Linked DNA regions of Homo sapiens: region 2 is linked to region 1. The links are chromatin contacts, found by POLR2A ChIA-PET in ENCODE. All regions are on one chromosome and are shown on one strand. Each heading gives the region's core, a stretch centred on a gene start or an enhancer-like site at or near the end of the contact. The rest is flanking DNA. Distances are from core to core; before and after follow the strand shown.

Region 1 (4,969 bases), core at 1,342-3,841:
TACAGGAAACCAGTGGAACCAATGAGGGGCTACTACTGGGGACACAAATCTAGTTGGTAATTGTTCCAGACAGTGTATCATCAACTTGTATTTTATTTAAAACTATTATTTTGCTTATTAAAAAAAGTTGAGAAGTGAATTTGATGATGGATAGAACAACACTGCATACACATCCTTATCCATCAGCTGAGTCCCATAGTTTGCATATGCAAAATAAATATCACTTCAAATCTGTAGCTAATTTTTTTTTTTTTTTTTTTTTTTTTTAGTTTTGTGGGGAGATTAAAACCACAACAAGAAAGAATAACCTGCAACATGAGTGGATACTATGGTTGCAAAAGTTATTTAATATCCATATTTCACAAATATTCAGCAAAAGATTTCTTAACAAAATTGAATGACTTTCAAATGGACTTATTTTGAATGTTTTAAAAACTATCAATTTTACCTGAAAACAACCAATTATTAGCTGATTTTAATAATTGATCTAGAGATTATATTTACAAAAAAAATATTATGGAGCCATTACATAGCATTCAAAGTCATATCACTTCACCATTAACTGAGATATAACAATTTGGGGCAACATAACATTTAATATTCTTGAAATTACCTAAATAAGACCATTTGTAATCAATAATACATTTAAATTTTCACCCTGTTGAAACGGTGGCCAAATACATGATGATTGGATGCAAAGTGCTGTGAGTTCCATAAGACAAGCATTTATCCAATATGATAAACATCAGTATAATAAAGGTATCAGGAAATTTCTAGAAGTAATCGATGATCTGTTACTCTTTGGATGAACATTGACTTGTGTTTAGGTATTAGGAATATGTGTGTGTGTGCATATACATATGTATGTGTATGTGCGTTAACGCTACACAAGATAAAGATTGTTGAATGCAAGTATAAGATTTAAAATGTTTAATTTGCATTGCTTTGTCTGCTATACATATATATTTTTAGATGAGCAAAGCTTAGACAAATTGATTTTTGTTCATATTAATAAATAACATAGCATAAGTATACTTATTTTTTCTAGTTTTATCAAAAGTTTTTCAATTTAGAAACAATTTAATGACAAAACTAAAATATTGAAACTGGACTTCAGAACAAAATCTAATCTTTTAATCAAAAGCAAACAACTAGTTTTGGCTTGAAATGTAAGACATAATGTGTATTTAACCATGCTTATTTAGGTAGAATGTCTTATCTGATCCCAAGTCTACCCCTGATTTTTCTGTGAGCTCCCAAGTTCCTATTTCCATTGCAAACTCTCATTTTCTATAAAAATGTGAACTAACCTAAATGGTTTTTCCATAGACAAAGGCCGTAAAGTCACAAAACACTGTGCCATATAGTAATTTTTAACATTTTATTGGTGTAATCAATAGCAACCTGTATTATGACTTCTTTTTCTCTTGAACAAAGAATTTTTGAGTCCCAATCAACTGAATCTTTGTGATTTTCCAGCCAAATACTTTTAAAAATACCAATTAGCCAATCTTAAAAATTGACATATAGCTGCCATTAACACAGACCTTTTTGTTGTGGGATTTTACAGATATAATATGACACTGAATCCCTGAATGTTTGACCATTAGGAAAGCATAACATTTTCATAACGTTTTTATCCACTTATTTGTCGACTAATCTAATTGATTATTCTCCTGTAGCATTTTATCCTGTTTATGAAACTCTTTCCTTAGCCACCTTTATTTTGCAAGTGCATGTCATAAATTATAAAATCAATGGCATAGCTTGTCTGGCACCCGTAAAATTGATAGCTTCCCTTTCTTTTATTAGCATAATCTGCCAATTTATTATGAAAGAGTGAATGGCATGCTTGTGATTAGAACTGGTCATGACAGGTCACTTGAAAACATATTGATGGTGTATGAGACATGCTTTTTAATTAAAATGTAGGTCTGAGCTGGCTAGGCAAACACCAGTTTCTCCTTACTCATCACATTTATTGAGTCATGTATTTGCTTATTTATAATATTTTAAATTAACAATGATGAGTCAGATTAGCATACAGAAGACATGCCCCAGAGAAAAACAGAAAAAAAGCGTGCTATTTTACTTAGGACAAGCAAAAGCATACTGCCTGTAAAAATACTGTAAGAAGGTGAGAACATTAAAAATGATAACTCGAGATGTATAAAGTTTTACCAGATTTGCCAGTCACTTTTAAACCTACCCCTGTGTATTTGCTTAATATCCACTCAATTGTCTTAAGCAAGAACAACTCCCCCACTTTCACCCACTTTCTTTCACAAAGTTATAACTTAGGCAAGAGAGTCCCAACTCCAATTGCACAATATCCTCAGGGTTACTGTGAGCTCAAAGGATGTTGTGAAATCCTCGAGGCAAAATTAATCGTGATGTGACTTAATTTTTTAAAGTGAAATGTGTACCATAAAGTACCCCTAAGAGGAGGCTTAGTGGATGATGAGGGAGGTAATGAATACAGCAAACGATTACAGGGTGTCAGAACAGCAGGACTGGGGTGGCTGGCAGTGACTACTACTTTCATCCCACAGACATCTGCGGGTGAGGGCAGCAGATGAAAAGCCGTGCATCTTCTCTGTAATTTGTATTGCCACAGCATTCCATCTTGGCCACACGATTCAGTCACACGTACTTTTGTTGATTCAGAAGAATTTCCAAAGGACAAGCTTGCACTGTTCTTGCCATGAAAGAGAGTTCTGCTACTTTTTGATGAAATTGAGAGTTAGGGTCTGGCTTTATGTTTGTTTGTTTTTGCTTGTTTGTTTTGGAATACAATCTATGATTTCTAAGCACCCCCTTTTACTTTTATTTTTACTACTAAACAAGACAAAAATATGGATCCAGTCTAAATAGGACAAATGAGAAGCAGGGGGCAAGTGTGTTTTGCCCCTGGTAGTATCTCTGACTTCTTTTAGATTTTGTGAAGTGATTGTGACATAAAAAGAATTCAAAACAATGTTTTTAAATAGAGTAGAATGCACTCAAAGTCCAGGTGTGATAGGGTAAGCATGCTATTATTTTTTGGAGATAAGTTTTGAAATGATGAATAATCAATTATAGCTATTTAATGGAGGTAATAAGTGGATCAGGTTGCTACCTTAAGCTGACATATTAATCTTTTTCAAAATCCTGCTGTGTTTCATACTTGTTATTGCCCTCAGCTCAATGTACTCTACATAGTCCAAATATAAGACATTCTAGTATAGTGGAATCTGATAGTATACAAAGCTCAATTCAGGAAGAACAGATAAGATGTGCTTGTGCCAGTCTATTCCATCCCTCCTGCAGCATTGCTACTTAACTTCTCCAGGCCCAGCGAATTCCTAGCTTGATCATAGAATTCCATTGGTAGCTTTGCATGGTTTTCAACAGTTGTCTAGGCTGCTTATTTTCCCTCACTTTCCAAATTCATCTGATCTGAGCATATATGGCTTATGCATTATAGTTTACATACTATGGTTTATGACTAAGGATGTAACGATTTTTGACTTTGTTTTATTGCACTTGAGCTATATCAAATTAAACTGGCCTTCTTGTTAATTTATCATTGGTAAAATATTTCATATGCATTTTTTTGTTAATCCTGTACTTCAAACCTACGAATAGCTTGCTTAATTGTATTTTATGAACTGAACTGCAATGACCTCATACTTTGGCTTTACCTTTGTAATAAATTGACATTAGTAAAAAAATGTTAGTAAGTAATGTGGAATATTGCTAATATCATTGGGCTTGACATTTGCTTGGAAGGAAAACTAGGAGACACATCTTTTGAAAGACAAATCCATATACAATACATTCTGTAATATTTTTCTCATACCTCCATAAATTTCCCCTTGTGGATTTTAGTCTTCTCTGTCTGATATCAGCCAACACGCTGTCTTGATGTAAGACTGTGTAGCATGGAAGAAAATGAACTTCGGCATCAAAAGGACGTGGTTTTGATTGTAGGTTCTGTCCAAACTTTTGATAAGTTATTTAACTTCTTCAAACTTCAGCTGCCTTACCTGTGAGGTGGAGATTTGATATTTACATTTTAAGGCTGTTTTAATGTCAAATGAAATAATATTTGTCTAACAACAAGGAAGGTACACAGAATCAGTAGTAGCACTAGCCCTACTATTCTATTGAAGAATCTATAGAATCATGACAAATGATCTTGATGGATCTTTTCACCATTTATGGGCCTTAAAACTTTAATGCATTCATTCATTCAATAATAATTTATTGAACAACTAACTTGGAAACATAACTACAGAAGATGAGAAGATGAGAATCAGTAACTAAGACTGATATGTTCTACTTTCTATCAGTATGACTAGTAAGAAAGGAAAATTTTAATTTTTTATTCATTTTATAAATAGTTGCATAATACTTATTATATACACTGAGCACTGTTCCAAGTACTTCACAAATATTACCTAATTTAAATCTTATAATAACGCTATAGGTAATACATTATACTTATTTACATTCAAGGAATTGACACATAGAAGTTTAGTAACATATCCAAAGCTATATATTGCTAGTAGGTGATGGGAGCAGAAATGCAGGAATGAGCCCTGCTAAACTGGCTTCTGAGTTCATCCTCTTAGCCACTTAACCATGGTGCTTCTCCGGAAGTAATTGAATAGGATTAATTCTAATTGTAATAAGTGATATAAAGGAGATACACAGAATGCTGTAAAATGAGAATAACAATATCTGCCAACAAATGACTTTTTGAGAGCTCATTGTGTTCCATGCTCTGTGGAGTCCACGATGCCTTTAATTTCCTTTACTGAGCTCCTCTCACCACTAAAATACATTATGATTTGGAAATTTAACAAATGTTTTTCTAACAGCGATCTGCTAGTTCTTCTGCAAAAAATAAAAAAAGAAAGTGGCCCAAGCAATTACTTTAAAATATTATTATGCAAATGTTACATTAATTTAGAAAAAAACATGG
Region 2 (5,573 bases), core at 1,127-3,626, 640 kb before region 1:
AACCAAGAAGGGGATCAAAGTAATTGTCTGATTCATTATAATTATTTCTATATTATATCAAAGTTTAACCCTCTAATAAGAGGAAAATTTCTACCCAAGTCTAAATATTTATATTTAGGCATTCAAATTTTACATTTTCCTGATATTCAACTGTATATTGGGAAAGTATTTAGGCTAAAAGGTAATATGACATTCTGCTTAATGTTTTAGAAAATAAAGGTATTCGATTTTCACTTATGGTGTTTTTATGATTTTAGACTTACTCATCACGTGTTTGGTCATGGTAGTGGTCATGGTAGTAGACTAATGATATAGCTGCTGTTCTAGAAATTTAAAATATTATTTTTGTCTCATTCTTCAAGTATTATTTAAAATTATTTGTGCAGTAATAATTTATATAACATTCATCCACCAATTCCATGAAGTAAAAATAAAACAACCTTCATACATGAGTCCTGAAATGTGAAGAATCGTTTTCTGAATTCAAATGGAATCTGTGAATAATTAGGGGAAGAAGCTGTCTCTCCACTTTTTAATCCATTTTTTTGTCTCTGCCTCTCTCATTTTCTTTTCCTTCAAAATCAGAGAAGCAAAGAATTCTTTTGACACATAAATGTTTTGGCAAATTGTAAATTATTGATATGTTAGTATTTTTCTTATTAACTACAAACCATATTAGAAATTTAGGGCTAAAAACACAAATGTGATATTCTTAAATAAAACATTTTGTTGTTAATTTTTAAATCAACTTTTCTATTCTAAAATATGTTTCTTTTGCTTATGCCTATGTATCTTTTGTTGAATATTTTATCAGAATGCTTTGTGAATAGCAAAGTTCAAGGGAAAAGGCTTTTTGAGGGAAAATTTTAATGCAGTATTTCTCAAAATGTATTTTACAAGATGTTAGAGTAGTTAGCACAGATATGAAATGAAAACTACATATTTTCAGATTATAAGTGTAGGAAACACATGGTTAAACAAAATATCAAGCTCTAATATGAGATGAGAGATGTCAGGAGGGAGATATTTCCTAAATGTCTTTGGACACAAGACTCTATTTCTTTCCTTGGCTCACTGCAACCTCCACTTTCGGGTTCAAGCAATTTTCTTGCCTCAGCCTCCTGAGTAGCTGGGACTACAGGCACACCCCACCATGCCTGGCTAATTTTTGTATTTTTTAGTAGAGATTGGTTTTTACCATGTTGGTCAGGCTGGTCTCGAACCCCTCACCTCAGGTGATCTGCCCACCTCAGCCTCCCAAAGTGCCAAGATCACAGTTGTGAGCCACTGTGCCTCAGCCTCACAAGACTGTTTCTCATGGAGCTCATGTTCTGTAGAACATGTTTGGGAACTGCTGGCCTACTGAATGCCCAGAACCAGGGCTCCAGGAGAGTTCAAACCGTACCATCCTCTAGTAGTGAAAGCTTCTTGCTTAGTGTATTATAGGTACCCTCAGATGTTGTATGACTTGCAGTCGTTGTCATAAATTATTAATTGCAGTAGTTTATAAACAGTCAAGTATATCTGTGCTTCTTACACACGCACTTTGTCATTGGAAGCAAGCACATAAGCAGTTAGGCCTCTCTTTGGCTACATACAGCCTGTTAGGGAAAGCAGCCATTGTATTTTATTTATTTATTTATTTATTTATTTATTTATTTATTTATTTATTAGACGGAGTCTCACTCTGTCACCAGGCTGGAGTGCAGTGGCGTGATTTCAGCTCACTGCAACCTCCACCTCCTGGGTTCACGTGATTCTCCTGTCTCAGCCTCCCGAGTAGCTGGGACCACAGGCGCACGCCATCGTGCCCAGCTAATTTTTGTATTTTTAGTAGAGACGGGGTTTCATCATGTTGGCCAGGATGGTCTCTATATCTTGACCTTGTGATCCACCCACCTGGGCCTCCCAGAGTTCTGGGCTTACAGGCGTGAGCCACCTCGCCCAGCCAGAGCCATTGTATTTTAAAGGAGACAATTCTGTTCTTCCTTATAACCTATCCCAGTTGTGGATTGAATCCCTGAGCCTTAGGTCACGTTGCTATTGTTCTGCATCAATAAGCATATTATAATTGATCAATAAGTCATCTGATTTAAAAAACCATGTGTCCTAGTTGTGTTCTAAAGGGAAAATATGTTAGTTTGTTTTTTTTCTTTTCTTCATCCTCATTAAACCTTGGGCATGCATTAACACCAGAGCCAGTTCTTTGGATATCAAGACTTTGACTTGTAGTGGCAGGGCTCATGTTTACCTATAATCCTTGGAGATTTTTGAGAGATGGTGATTCACTGACTAGGGATGTTTCACCACCTTCAAAGGAGCATATATGTTTTGATTCAGTGAGGTCAGCGATACCAGATTTTAGCAACAGAACTTTCAGTCAGATGAGTTGGTGACTCACCTTGGCTTGTACCTTAGACATGCGGGTATAAGATAAATGCTTTCTTAATGATAATTCAGGGCCCCTAAATCTTGTATCTGCCTGAACTTACTAGCCTTCTTACCACTGATATTAATTTGCTGCTTCTGATGGAAGTTGGCCTGTATTATGTTAAAACTTAGATCCTTCTTAGAATGAAGTATTTCCCTTTATAAGGCTGAAAGTGAGTGCATAAAGTCTGTGAATGGGCATTGTGTTTTGAAAGCTTTCTGCCAACTGCTTATCTCTTGAATATGTTACAAACTAGAATTTTAAACATGTGGCTCATCCGTGCTTCTCTCCCATATACATGTATGTTTTTGGGAGGAGGAGCTCCATGCTCTTAAGCTTTGCTTTCTGTTGGATTAGCATTTTAATGCTTGAAGGCAGTAATTTTAAAAATGGTTCTTGGTATGGGGCCACCCAGTTTTTAAAGCCTGAGTGTCAGTAATGAGCTGAGCAGTATTTGTGGGTGGCACTAATTGAAAGAGAAAAGGTACTGAGGGAAAGGAATACAAAGTTGTGGGGAGGGGAAGGATGGGATGAAGAAACAGACTTCCCCCAGTAATTGAACCTAGTTTCATCCAGCTTCAGAGCACCCAAGTTTAACTTGAAAAAGCTTTTTGGATTATTTTGATTTGTTAAACCAGTTGTATTCTATGCTCTATAATAAGGAACATATATATTTTAGATTTTTGTGTACACAGATAATTAACACACTTAATTATAGCTCTCAGTTTGAGCCATTCAGATGAGTTACTGCCAACTAGAATGATGTGCATAAACTTAGCTCTGTTTATATGTAAACTGTACAATATTTTAACGTTAACGTCATTGTTTTCCCCTTCTCAAAGTACAGCATGTTTTGATCTACAGAGGGAATATTTTTAAAAAGTGGATGTCTAAGAATGTAAACACTGGGAGGCGAGATGCAGCTGTTTATGATTTACTTTTTAATCTTCTGTTCTTTCGTGGCTTCTAACGTCAAAGGACTTTTATTTACCTGTTATAGCATATGGCTTATGACTTTATAAGTATGCCTTTTCTGGTTTTTATTTTGGCTTTCTAAAAAAGGATGGAAGGACCGAAGGAAAGCTGTTGAATAAAAATATCCCCATGCCTACCAGGTCATGCAGTGTGGCAGGAGAGCTAAAAGGGTTTCTATTTTATGGGATCAATAAATGTCAGGCCTCACGCTTTACCTTTTGGCTGTTTGTGTTTGTCAAAATATTAGTCACACCCAGTTTGTTGTGTCTACCACTGTCTAGACTCTTCTGGAAATGAGATTTCATTTTAGTGTTTTTATAGGAGGACATATAATAAGAGATAAAAACGTGCTTTTATAATGACAATCTCTTTTGCAAGCTGTTTTCTAGAAGTGAAGGTATTTCTGATATCCAAGTGCCTATTAAGTGAAATGTTGTTTTAGCTGATTTAGTTTAGATTTAACAGAATGGCATTTCAGTATGTAATTTCTCATTACCTTTGTAAACACAAAGCTTACCCTGTTTCCTTTTATAAAAATAACTTTGTATATTCCAGTGGACTCTATTTAGATGAAAGATTTGACAGTACTTCCACCCATGCTTTTTATAGCATTGTCTATAAATTTTTGGTTAATAGCATGGATTTTGAATCCTAATTGTCCCTTTACTAGTTTGAGATCTTGAGGAATTTATTTACTCATCTTTTCTAAACCTCGGTTTTCTTGTGTTTAAAACAGGAATGATAATGCAGTCTCAGGATCGTGGCGAGAATGAAATGAAATAATGCATATTAACGCTGTTCACGTAGTGCCTAACGTGTAACAAATGATGGCTATATTGTTTTTGGAGATTCTAAATTACTGTGTATGTGTTTGTGGGTTGGGTTAGTTTACTAACCACCCCACACTCACTCCAGGAATGGTTTACTGAAATAAACCCACCCTCACTCCAGGAATGGTTTACTAAAATATACTGGGAGGGAGGAGGATACTATTGTGATTTGAGAACCATTGTCATCAATATTAAAATTGCTTTATTTTCTTAGTAGAGATATTTAATTTGTGGCATTAAAAGATAGGCTGAGGCCAAGGGTGGTGGCTCGTGCCTATAATCTTGGCACTTTGGGAAGAGGATCACTTGAGCCCAGGAGTTTGAGACCAGCCTAGCCAACGTGCTGAGACCCCATCTCTACAAAAAATAAAAATAATTAGGCAGGCATGGTGGCATGTGCTTGTAGTCCCAGCTACTCAGGAGGCTGAGGTGGGAGGATTGTTTGAGCCCGGGAGGTTTAGGCTGCAGTGAGCCGTGATCACACCACTGCATTCCAGCCTGGGTGACAGAGCAAGACCCTGTCTTAATCAATCAATCAATCAATCAATCAATCAGTGCTGAGTTTTAAACAATATATTATCAAAAGAAAATAACACTTTCAAAAAGTTAGCAAACCCCTTTAGAACACTGCCAACTATGAGGATCTCGTCACAAAGACTTCAGAGTCCATTATCTTTGATTTGGCTGAAATTACTTCTCCTTAATCAAGTCATATGGACCTTAGACTATATTTATGAGTACCTATGATTTTCTTATAGATCCTTTCTTGGTATACACAGTTTTTAATTGACATTTATTAATTGAGTACCAGTTATATATAAAACACTGTAATGGATCAGGTAGAAAGTTAGAGATAAGAAACCTCTTAAACAGTTTAGTAAAGGATTGTAATCAAATGTAAGTTTATTCACGGTCTCAGAAAATTACATTTCATGGCATATTTAGAATATGGTATGATTCTACTCTGCCTAGACATAATTTTACCTTTCAGCTAATGAAGTGTAATAATGCAGGTTATAAAACTTTAGGGTGCTTTTGAATTGCCCTTTTAGTTAAGGGCAATCCATTTTAAATAATGAGTCGGTGATTAAAATTATAAGTTTAAAGCAAAACAGGAAGTACCTTTATACCCAGTGATAAAACAGTGGTAATTTGGCAATATTCCTTATTGAAGGCCTGTCATATCTCATGATTAATGTAATTGTCTGGGTTTTAATGGCATGATTTTTTGAGGTTCTCTTCTCTGCAAACACTTAGATAAAACTGCAAAGAGGCAGAGCTTCAGTGTCAAGTCCCTTCCATCCCTTTTCAGTTCTTCTTTTTGCCACCCCCTCGGG

What was found. ChIA-PET counts read pairs that join two places held with the same protein, here RNA polymerase II (POLR2A).
Region 2: POLR2A ChIA-PET joins it to region 1 with 11 read pairs in MCF 10A. The contact joins two enhancer-like sites. POLR2A ChIA-PET finds 5 or more read pairs at or near these places in 3 of 52 experiments (AG04450, MCF 10A and PC-9).

Annotation. Positions count from the first base shown.
Region 1 is chr2:226,116,198-226,121,166 of GRCh38, reverse strand. No RefSeq gene overlaps it. Among named protein-coding and RNA genes, the nearest start is that of MIR5702, 540 kb to the left of the region's middle. RefSeq lists an enhancer at 4,529-4,969. Within about 2 kb of position 2,591, at least 16 of the 41 ENCODE cell types and tissues checked have a DNase peak (open chromatin) inside an H3K27ac peak, as active enhancers do; they include PC-9, where a contact is called at or near this core.
Region 2 is chr2:226,753,059-226,758,631 of GRCh38, reverse strand. All of the region lies in intron 1 of IRS1 (insulin receptor substrate 1), which reads left to right. Among named protein-coding and RNA genes, the nearest start is that of IRS1, 44 kb to the left of the region's middle. Within about 2 kb of position 2,376, at least 6 of the 41 ENCODE cell types and tissues checked have a DNase peak (open chromatin) inside an H3K27ac peak, as active enhancers do; they include PC-9, where a contact is called at or near this core.